Linked DNA regions of Mus musculus: regions 1 and 3 are each linked to region 2. A link is a loop called in an ENCODE intact Hi-C map of the cell type or tissue named here. Cell type or tissue: left cerebral cortex. All regions are shown on one strand. Region 1 overlaps Bcat2 (branched chain aminotransferase 2, mitochondrial). Region 2 holds the start of Bax (BCL2-associated X protein). Region 3 holds the start of Dbp (D site albumin promoter binding protein).

Region 1 (2,500 bases), 120 kb after region 2:
ATCTGTCATCCCTGATTTAGTACTGGAGCTGGTAACCCCCCCACTGAATGGCGTCATCTTGCCTGGAGTAGTTCGACAAAGTCTGCTGGATCTGGCCAGGACTTGGGTAGGGCCTGTGTGGCATCTGAATCTTTGGACCAAAGTGTCTTGAGTCGTGGTGCAGTGGTGGAAGCCTGGCCCACTGCCTGAGCCCTCTTTTCTGTGGATCTATCTCCCATCCCTGGGCCTCTGTCTTTCCCAGCAGCCTTAGGGAGGGAGTGATGGTGGTCTGCAGTAGGGCAGCTGTCTGGGTACTGGAGTGTTTCTGCATCCTTGTTACGGCAGGGTGAGTTCCGGGTGGCAGAACGCAAGGTCACTATGAAGGAATTGAAGCGGGCGCTGGAGGAAGGCCGAGTGCGAGAAGTCTTCGGCTCAGGCACTGCTTGTCAGGTCTGCCCGGTGCACCAAATCCTGTATGAAGGCAAGGTGAGGCAGAGCTGCCAGGGTAGGTGGGAAAGAATGGGCGGGAGTGCCCCATCCTCATGGCTCCCTTTCTGTAGCAACTCCACATACCTACCATGGAGAACGGCCCAGAGCTCATCCTGCGCTTCCAGAAGGAACTGAAGGCTATTCAGGTGAGCTCGTGAGCTTGTGAGCAACAACTTTGATTAATGGCTCCTCACCTCTGAATACCTGTGGCCAGAAACACGGGAATTGTAGGCCCCTTGCACGAGTCTCTGAGGCTTTGGGTCTTAAAGACAGACCTGCCCCCACCCCCCCCACCCCCCCCCCACCCCTTTTTTTTTTTTTGAGACAGGGTTTCTCTGTGTAGCCCTGGCCGTCCTGGAACTCACTCTGTAGACCAGGCCGGCCTCTGCCTCCCGAGTGCTGGGATTAAAGGTGTGCGCCACCACGCCCGGCTCAGAACCCCCTCTTTAATGAGACTCTGGGGTGTTGGGGGGGGAAGGCCTCCCACGACACCCTGGGGTTCTGGGCTGTCCCTCTGGCATAGCAAACCTTTTTCCCTTACCCCTCCCTGGCCTTGAAGGATTCCTCTCACAAGCCTCTGGTGAATTCCCAAATTCTTGTGAACCTAGATGGCTTCTAGAGAACCTCTGGGCTCATTTCCCACTGAGCTGGACCCGAGGTGACTGGGTATCCTGGCCCCATGTTGGCACCTAGCACAGCACATTTGAGCTGAAAACGCCGTTTCCCAAGAGCATTCAAGGCTTTGAAATTCTCTGCTTTGATGATTGATCCCTTGGAATTGGTGGTTGGGTCTCCGGGCAAAAGACTACACTTCCCATAAGGCACTAGGGCGGAGCTCAGAGAGTGGTCAGCTTGCGATGCTCCAGGGTCTACTGGGAGTTGTAGTGCAGCTGTCTTATTGCCGCAATTTCGTTGTCTGGCAGTACGGAGCCAGTGCCCACGATTGGATGTTTCGGGTGTGACGGTGGGGGCTGTGCCCTCCCTGGTTGGATCTGCAGACGTGCCGCATCTAGTCCAGCGTCCTCGCTTCCCAGAGACTCAAGAGAAGTGCAATAGGGAAAGGTCTGTCCAGATGCTGGATCTCTGGCACCCCCTCGTGGACGTTACACTCCAAAGCCTTAAGGGCGGGACCCATGCAATTTGGACGCCACCTCAAATTTTGGGTCTCAGGACTCAGCTGCTCCGCGTCCTGGTGTTCAAGGGAGAACCTTGGCTTCTTCTCTATCTCCGTTCTCAGGCCGGATCCCCGGTGCTCTTCGTGTCCTTCCCCCCCCCCCCCTTTTCTCCGTACTTGCTGCAATTTTGAAATAAAATGCCAAAGAACAAGACATTGGCTATCATGCTCTAAGTACCACCTTGGGTCGCTGGGGGCTCATCTCATCTTATTATCAGGGACCCAGCTTGTGGACTTCTCTGACCCGTGGGTTCCTTCTGTACTTTAGTATCGAACCCCGTTTACTGGATTCTCCCTGTACTCCTGTCTTGGGTACAGCCTTACAGTGGCCACACCAGATCTCTCAAGATCTCTTCCCTTCTTACATTTCATTGGTGTCCAAGCCCTGTTCCTGGAGTCCCTGACTGCTTGCGCTGTCCCTTCTTGTGTCCCCACCTTGGCCTGACTTCCTGGCCTGGTCTTCTGCCTGTCTCTATGCTAGCTTCCTCTTTGGCCTTCTGGCCTTCATCTGCTTCCATCTGACACCAAAGGGCTTCTATAATTGTGTCTCTCAGGGCCATCAGCTCCTCTCACAGGGCAGGCCACCTACTGAAGGGAGTCCCTACTTTTTTGACCGTTGCAGGAGTTGGATCATGCCATGTTTCCCTTCCATCTCTGTGAGTCTATGCGTCCCAATCCCTACCCTCCTCACGCACACACTTTAACAAGGCCCACATGAGCCTCCAGAGAGAGGCGATTAAGACCCAGGTGCAGATCTGGATTCAAATCTTGCCTCTGTCCTCAGTCGGCCTTGATTGGGCATGCCATTTCATTGCTGATCAAATTAGCTGGAGCTGAAGAGAGTCTGCAGGACTTTTT
Region 2 (2,500 bases):
TGCCATCAGCAAACATGTCAGCTGCCACCCGGAAGAAGACCTCTCGGGGGGAGTCCGTGTCCACGTCAGCAATCATCCTACAGGACAGGGGCAAACAGACGCTGGGTGAGATGTCGGGCCCAGTATGGGAGTTCCCACATTTTCCCCCAGACTACAGAGAAGGACACAAGGACCAGCCCAGGCTGAAACTATGGCTAGCAGACTGGGAAGGAGACAAGACGTACACCTAAGAAAGCAAAGAAAGTGGGACCTTGAATTGTAAATTCAGGGTCCTGGGGAATGTGGACTGGGGCTTGACTGAGCAAAAGCATGTTTTCCTAAATATCTACACGTGGAGAGCTGGGTCATGGCTCAGCCGTGAGGGGCTGGACCCACGGCTTCATGGTCCAGCATTTGCACAGCATCCACAAGTGAGAAGCTCAAAGGTAGAGAGCTCCACCTAGCAGTCACCAGTGAGGGGCTGTGAGCACAGCCTGGTAGCAGAGCACCGCCTACTAGAACCCGCCATAACCAGCTGGAGGTATGGCACCTGCCAAGCATCCACGAGCAAGAGACTGACACCCACCAAGCAAGGGATGCGGCTCAAGGGTAAGGGGCTGGCCCACCACGTAAACAAGCTCTGGATTCTATCTGAGTTGAGTGGAGGATACCTAGTCTCTTGGGAGAAGAACAACAGTGCCCAGTTCGGCAGGAGACCCCTTGACGGACCCCAGGTCCCAGGAAGCACACCTCTGCAGCTCCATATTGCTGTCCAGTTCATCTCCAATTCGCCGGAGACACTCGCTCAGCTTCTTGGTGGACGCATCCTGGGGCGGCTGCTCCAAGGTCAGCTCAGGTGTCTCCCCAGCCATCCTCCCTGCTCGATCCTGGATGAAACTACATGTGAATGGAAAGGGGGGAGAGGAGCAGAATGTTGAGAACCAAGCGGTGTTCTGAAAGCCCATCCCGCCACACTAGTAGCATCGCACTCACCCCTGTAGCAAAAAGGCCCCTGTCTTCATGATCTGTTCAGAGCTGGTGGGCCCTGGGGGAGAGAGGAGGAAAGGGGTGCCTGGACTCCTGGGTCCCAGGGAGAGTCAGGGGGATGGATAGGTAGGCTCATAACCCTGAGGGGAGACAGAGCTGGGGACCCTAGTAGTGACAAGTAGCATGGAAGGCCTGGCTACTGCTTCTGATGGACAGGGGGCGGGACCCGGCCTGCATCCCAGCTCCACAGCAAACCCAGAGAGCAGAATGCCAAAAGCAAACAGACCCCCAGCTGGGGGTGGGAGGAGGTGGCGCTGGCCTTCTGTCCCATCCCAGGCCACCAGCAGGAAGTGGCGCCAGCGACAAGCCCGGGCCTGCCCGGGGGCGCGCACGCGGATGTCCGCTCTCGGGGTGCGGATGAGCCGGTGGGAATGGATCCGCGCGCCCCAGCCTGCTCCCGCCCGAGCCCAAAGCCGGAGGGGTCCTAGGGTTCTTGGACCGGGCCTAGTCCTCCGCCTCCCGCCTCACCGCCGCTCCCAAGCTGCTCCCCGGACCCGTCCATCACTGCCGCTGCCTCTCGCCGGGTGCGCCCCGGCGGCTGCGGCGCACCACGGTCACGTGACTGATCGTGGACGTGCGGCCCTCACGTGGGTGCCCCGCAACATGGCCTCCGCCCCGCAGGACTAGTCACGTGATCATCATCGCTCGCTGCAGGGGCGGGGCCGCGGGTACTAAATGAACGCATGCGCGGATCGACCTTAATCCGAACTGATGCCCAGAGTTGGTTGTTTCCCCCCCCGCCCCCATTATTTCTTCTTCCCATAGATTCATGGTAGAGAGCACTAAGGAGGTTAAAGCAGAATTGCCGCAAGTTCAAAGCTTGCCTGGGATATGCTTGTCATCCCAGCATTGAGAGGCTGAGGCAGGACGGGAGTATTGCCTCGAGCTCAAAACCAACCTGCACTATAAGAGATTGCTCCAATCTGGGGAGAAAAAAAAAAAAACCAGTTGACCAGAGTGATGGTCCATACCTCTGATAGAGTGAAGCAAGAAGATTGCTAAAGAGTTCGAGGCAAACCTGGATAAAATAGTTTGAGTCCAAGCTGCACCATTAAGTAAGAATCTATCTCAAAACACAAAAACAGGCTGTACGTGGTGGCTACAACATCTTTAATTTCAGCCTTGGGAACTACAAGCAAGCAGATGCCTGTGAAATTGAGACATCCTAGAAGCAGTCCTTCTAGGCTCCGCCCCATAGTTACCTGGCAACAGTCAGGTATGCCTAGCCTACTATATAAGGACTGTTTGCCCCCTCCTCGCTCTCCTGCTCACTTACTTACTTGTCTTATTCTCTTACTTCCTGCCCCTTCTCTCCCTGCCCTGTTTCTCCTTCTCTCCTCTTCCCCGCCTTCCAGGTGTTCCTGGAGGGCCTCTTCTCTCTCCACTACTTCTCCTCCCCTCCTTTCTCTCTCTCTCCTCCTTTCCCAACTCTACTTCCCATGTCCTAAATAAACTCTATTCCATACTACATCAT
Region 3 (2,500 bases), 240 kb after region 2:
GTTTCTCGGTGGTTTATCAGTCGCGATTGAGGAACATCTAGATATTAAAAAAAAAAAATCCTTCCCGAAGCCCACTTCTTTCTGCCTTAATCTGCTCTAATTGATGTTCTGCTTTTTTTCCTCAATGAGTCTGTGAACACTCGGCTCCTTTAAGAGGTACCCCTCTTGCCCCACACCCGCATCCGATAGCACGCGCAAAGCCATGTGCTTCCCCCTTCTTCCTGCCTCATTGGCCCGAAGTGGGTCACGGTCCCGCCTCCAGCGCCTCCTCCCATTGGCCAAATATAGGTCAGTGTCCCGCCTTCTTCCAAAAGGCGAGGCAACTACACAAGTTCAGCCCCTCACGCGCCTCCAGGGTCTTGGCATATCCCTTCATCTCATTGGCTGAGCGTCTCAAGGGCTCGAGACGTGATTGGTTCTTGCCAGAAGCCGGAGGAAGGCACGCGGCTGGGGTGCATGGCCCAAGTGGAGGGAGGGGGCCCGGAGGAGGGGCGCGCGCTCTGGCGTCCGGTGTTTTGGTTTAGATTTTTTTTTTTCCGCGAAAGAAGTTTGCTTTGGCCACGCCTCAAGGCTGCCACCTCCTCCTGCCCCCTCCTCCGCCCCTGGGTGCACACCTCTGGGTGCAGATTGCAAAGCTCCTTTCTTTGCGAGAAGTGCAAAATTGGCTAGAGCCAGAGACTCGCCCACTTGGTACAGAAGGAGCGCGCGCCTGTGTCCCTTGGGGACCCACAGTTGCAAAGAGACAGCTGCTTGATTTGGTCACCCACTCGCCCAGACTATAGGAGCCTCCCGGGACAGTCTTTGAGTTGCACCTTTCTGCAGAACTGACTGGTTGAACCCCCGCAGCGCTCTTAGGATTTGAAGCGTCCTGATCCTGGAGGCTTGCACGCCGCGCTCTCCCGACTCTGGGACACATTCGCCCGAACCACTGGAGTGTGCGGGTGACTGACATATCATCTCATCTCTTCGACTCTCCATGAGCTCATGAACCTGGGAGCAGGTCCACGGCAATGGCGCGGCCTCTGAGCGACAGGACCCCGGGCCCCCTGCTGCTGGGTGGCCCGGCTGGGGCCCCCCCTGGCGGGGGAGCGCTGCTTGGGCTGAGGAGCCTTCTGCAGGGAAACAGCAAGCCCAAAGAACCGGCCAGCTGTGAGTTCTAGTCCCACTGTGTTAGGGACTCAACTGTTGGGGTGGTGGTCCACGGCACCTATCAGCTAGGTGTCCCATCTTTGCTAGTCTTCATTAGGTCACTTAGGTCTTCCAGTCCATCAGCCTCCAGGACCAAATCTGACGCCTGGAGGGCCTAAGGGTCAAGTCCCTGGAGTGTTCCTACTTGAGGACAGAGTTTAGGTGCCAGACCCCTCTTTCTTTCCTTTGGCCTCAGAGTCTGGACCCCTGGAGTCCTAGGGGAAGGGAGGGGGTGTGTCGGATGCTCACACGGTGCAGACACGGGCTTGGGCGGGGCCTCGCAGGGTCACATGGAAACTAGGGATGAGGAATGTGCCTGAGCAGTGGAGCCCCTTCCAGCCCCAACAGACTGTGGGGGAGGGGATGAGGGTGCTGGGGGTGGGAGAATTACTGAGCTGTCACTTTTTCTTTCTCACCTGCCCAACCTTTCACCCACCCTGTCACTAAACCCTTCTTTCTAAACTTCCATCCTCGTTCTCTGGGTCGCTTGTGCTTGTGTTTCTTAATCCCCTCCCGGGCCCCTAACCCTATCCTTCTGTATACTTTTGCCTTTTCCCCCTCTCCGGGTCCCCGTCTCCCTGACCCTCTATTGCTGGGGCCTTGTTCTCTTTTCTCTCTGGGTCTCCCCAAGCCCCGTCTTTATCCCTCTCTTCTTTTTCTGGGTTCTCTCCCTGCCTGTACCCACCTCCCTGGGTCTTTGCCCTACGGCTCCCGTCTCCTCACTTCTCTGTATCTCCGCCATATCTCTAACTTGGGGTCCCTCCTGTGTCCCTCCACCCCATCCGGTCTCTCCCTGGCCTACAGGTCTCCTGAAGGAAAAGGAGCGCAAGGCAACTCTGCCCTCAGCCCCCGTCCCGGGACCCGGCCTGGAAACGGCGGGCCCAGCCGATGCCCCGAGTGGGGCCGTTAGTGGCGGTGGGTCCCCTCGGGGGCGCTCAGGGCCTGTGGCTGGCCCGAGTCTTTTTGCGCCGCTGCTGTGGGAACGCACTTTGCCTTTCGGGGACGTGGAATACGTGGACCTGGACGCCTTCTTGCTGGAGCACGGGCTACCGCCGAGCCCGCCGCCCCCCGGGGGCCTGTCGCCGGCACCCTCTCCAGCGCGCACTCCCGCGCCCTCCCCCGGGCCCGGCTCTTGCAGCTCCTCTTCCCCCCGCTCCTCGCCCGGGCACGCCCCCGCGCGGGCCACTCTGGGAGCCGCCGGCGGCCACCGCGCAGGTGCGGCGAAGGGGCGGGGCTGTCGGGCAGGGCGGGGCCTCGCGACACTTTTGGAAGTCTGCCCAATGAGATGCTGCGATCCTTTAGGGGACTTGGG

What was found. Hi-C counts contacts between places; a loop is a spot of excess contacts. Peaks named below come from ENCODE experiments on the same cell type or tissue, not always from the same donor. Only the 100,000 strongest peaks of a DNase experiment are listed, where the experiment ranks them.
Region 1: it touches region 2 in a loop (3-fold over the local background); 6 of 42 quality-filtered maps call a loop at or near these places.
Region 3: a loop joins it to region 2, with 3 times the contacts of the local background. A loop is called at or near these places in 8 of 42 quality-filtered maps.

Annotation. Positions count from the first base shown.
Region 1 is chr7:45,587,915-45,590,414 of GRCm38, forward strand. It overlaps Bcat2 (branched chain aminotransferase 2, mitochondrial), which reads left to right. Exons shown (of 11, transcript NM_009737.3): 8 at 21-106; 9 at 325-465; 10 at 540-614; 11 at 1,392-1,796. The coding sequence ends at 1,430. Among named protein-coding and RNA genes, the nearest start is that of Gm31479, 6.0 kb to the right of the region's middle. In left cerebral cortex, a CTCF peak has its summit at 1,563 (motif pointing left); DNase peaks (open chromatin) are centred at 1,433 and 2,079; H3K4me3 peaks cover 733 bases; H3K27ac peaks cover 941 bases.
Region 2 is chr7:45,465,248-45,467,747 of GRCm38, forward strand. It overlaps Bax (BCL2-associated X protein), which reads right to left and starts at 1,651. Exons shown (of 6, transcript NM_007527.3): 1 at 1,495-1,651; 2 at 973-1,024; 3 at 730-876; 4 at 1-77. The coding sequence starts at 1,528. In left cerebral cortex, a CTCF peak has its summit at 1,288; DNase peaks (open chromatin) are centred at 508 and 1,642; H3K4me3 peaks cover 1,848 bases; H3K27ac peaks cover 1,719 bases.
Region 3 is chr7:45,704,614-45,707,113 of GRCm38, forward strand. Car11 (carbonic anhydrase 11) reads left to right here. Exons shown (of 9, transcript NM_009800.4): 9 at 1-58. Dbp (D site albumin promoter binding protein) reads left to right here and starts at 634. Exons shown (of 4, transcript NM_016974.3): 1 at 634-1,149; 2 at 1,993-2,403. The coding sequence starts at 1,011. In left cerebral cortex, CTCF peaks have their summits at 1,092 and 2,372; DNase peaks (open chromatin) are centred at 331, 1,453 and 2,384; H3K4me3 peaks cover 2,371 bases; H3K27ac peaks cover 2,354 bases.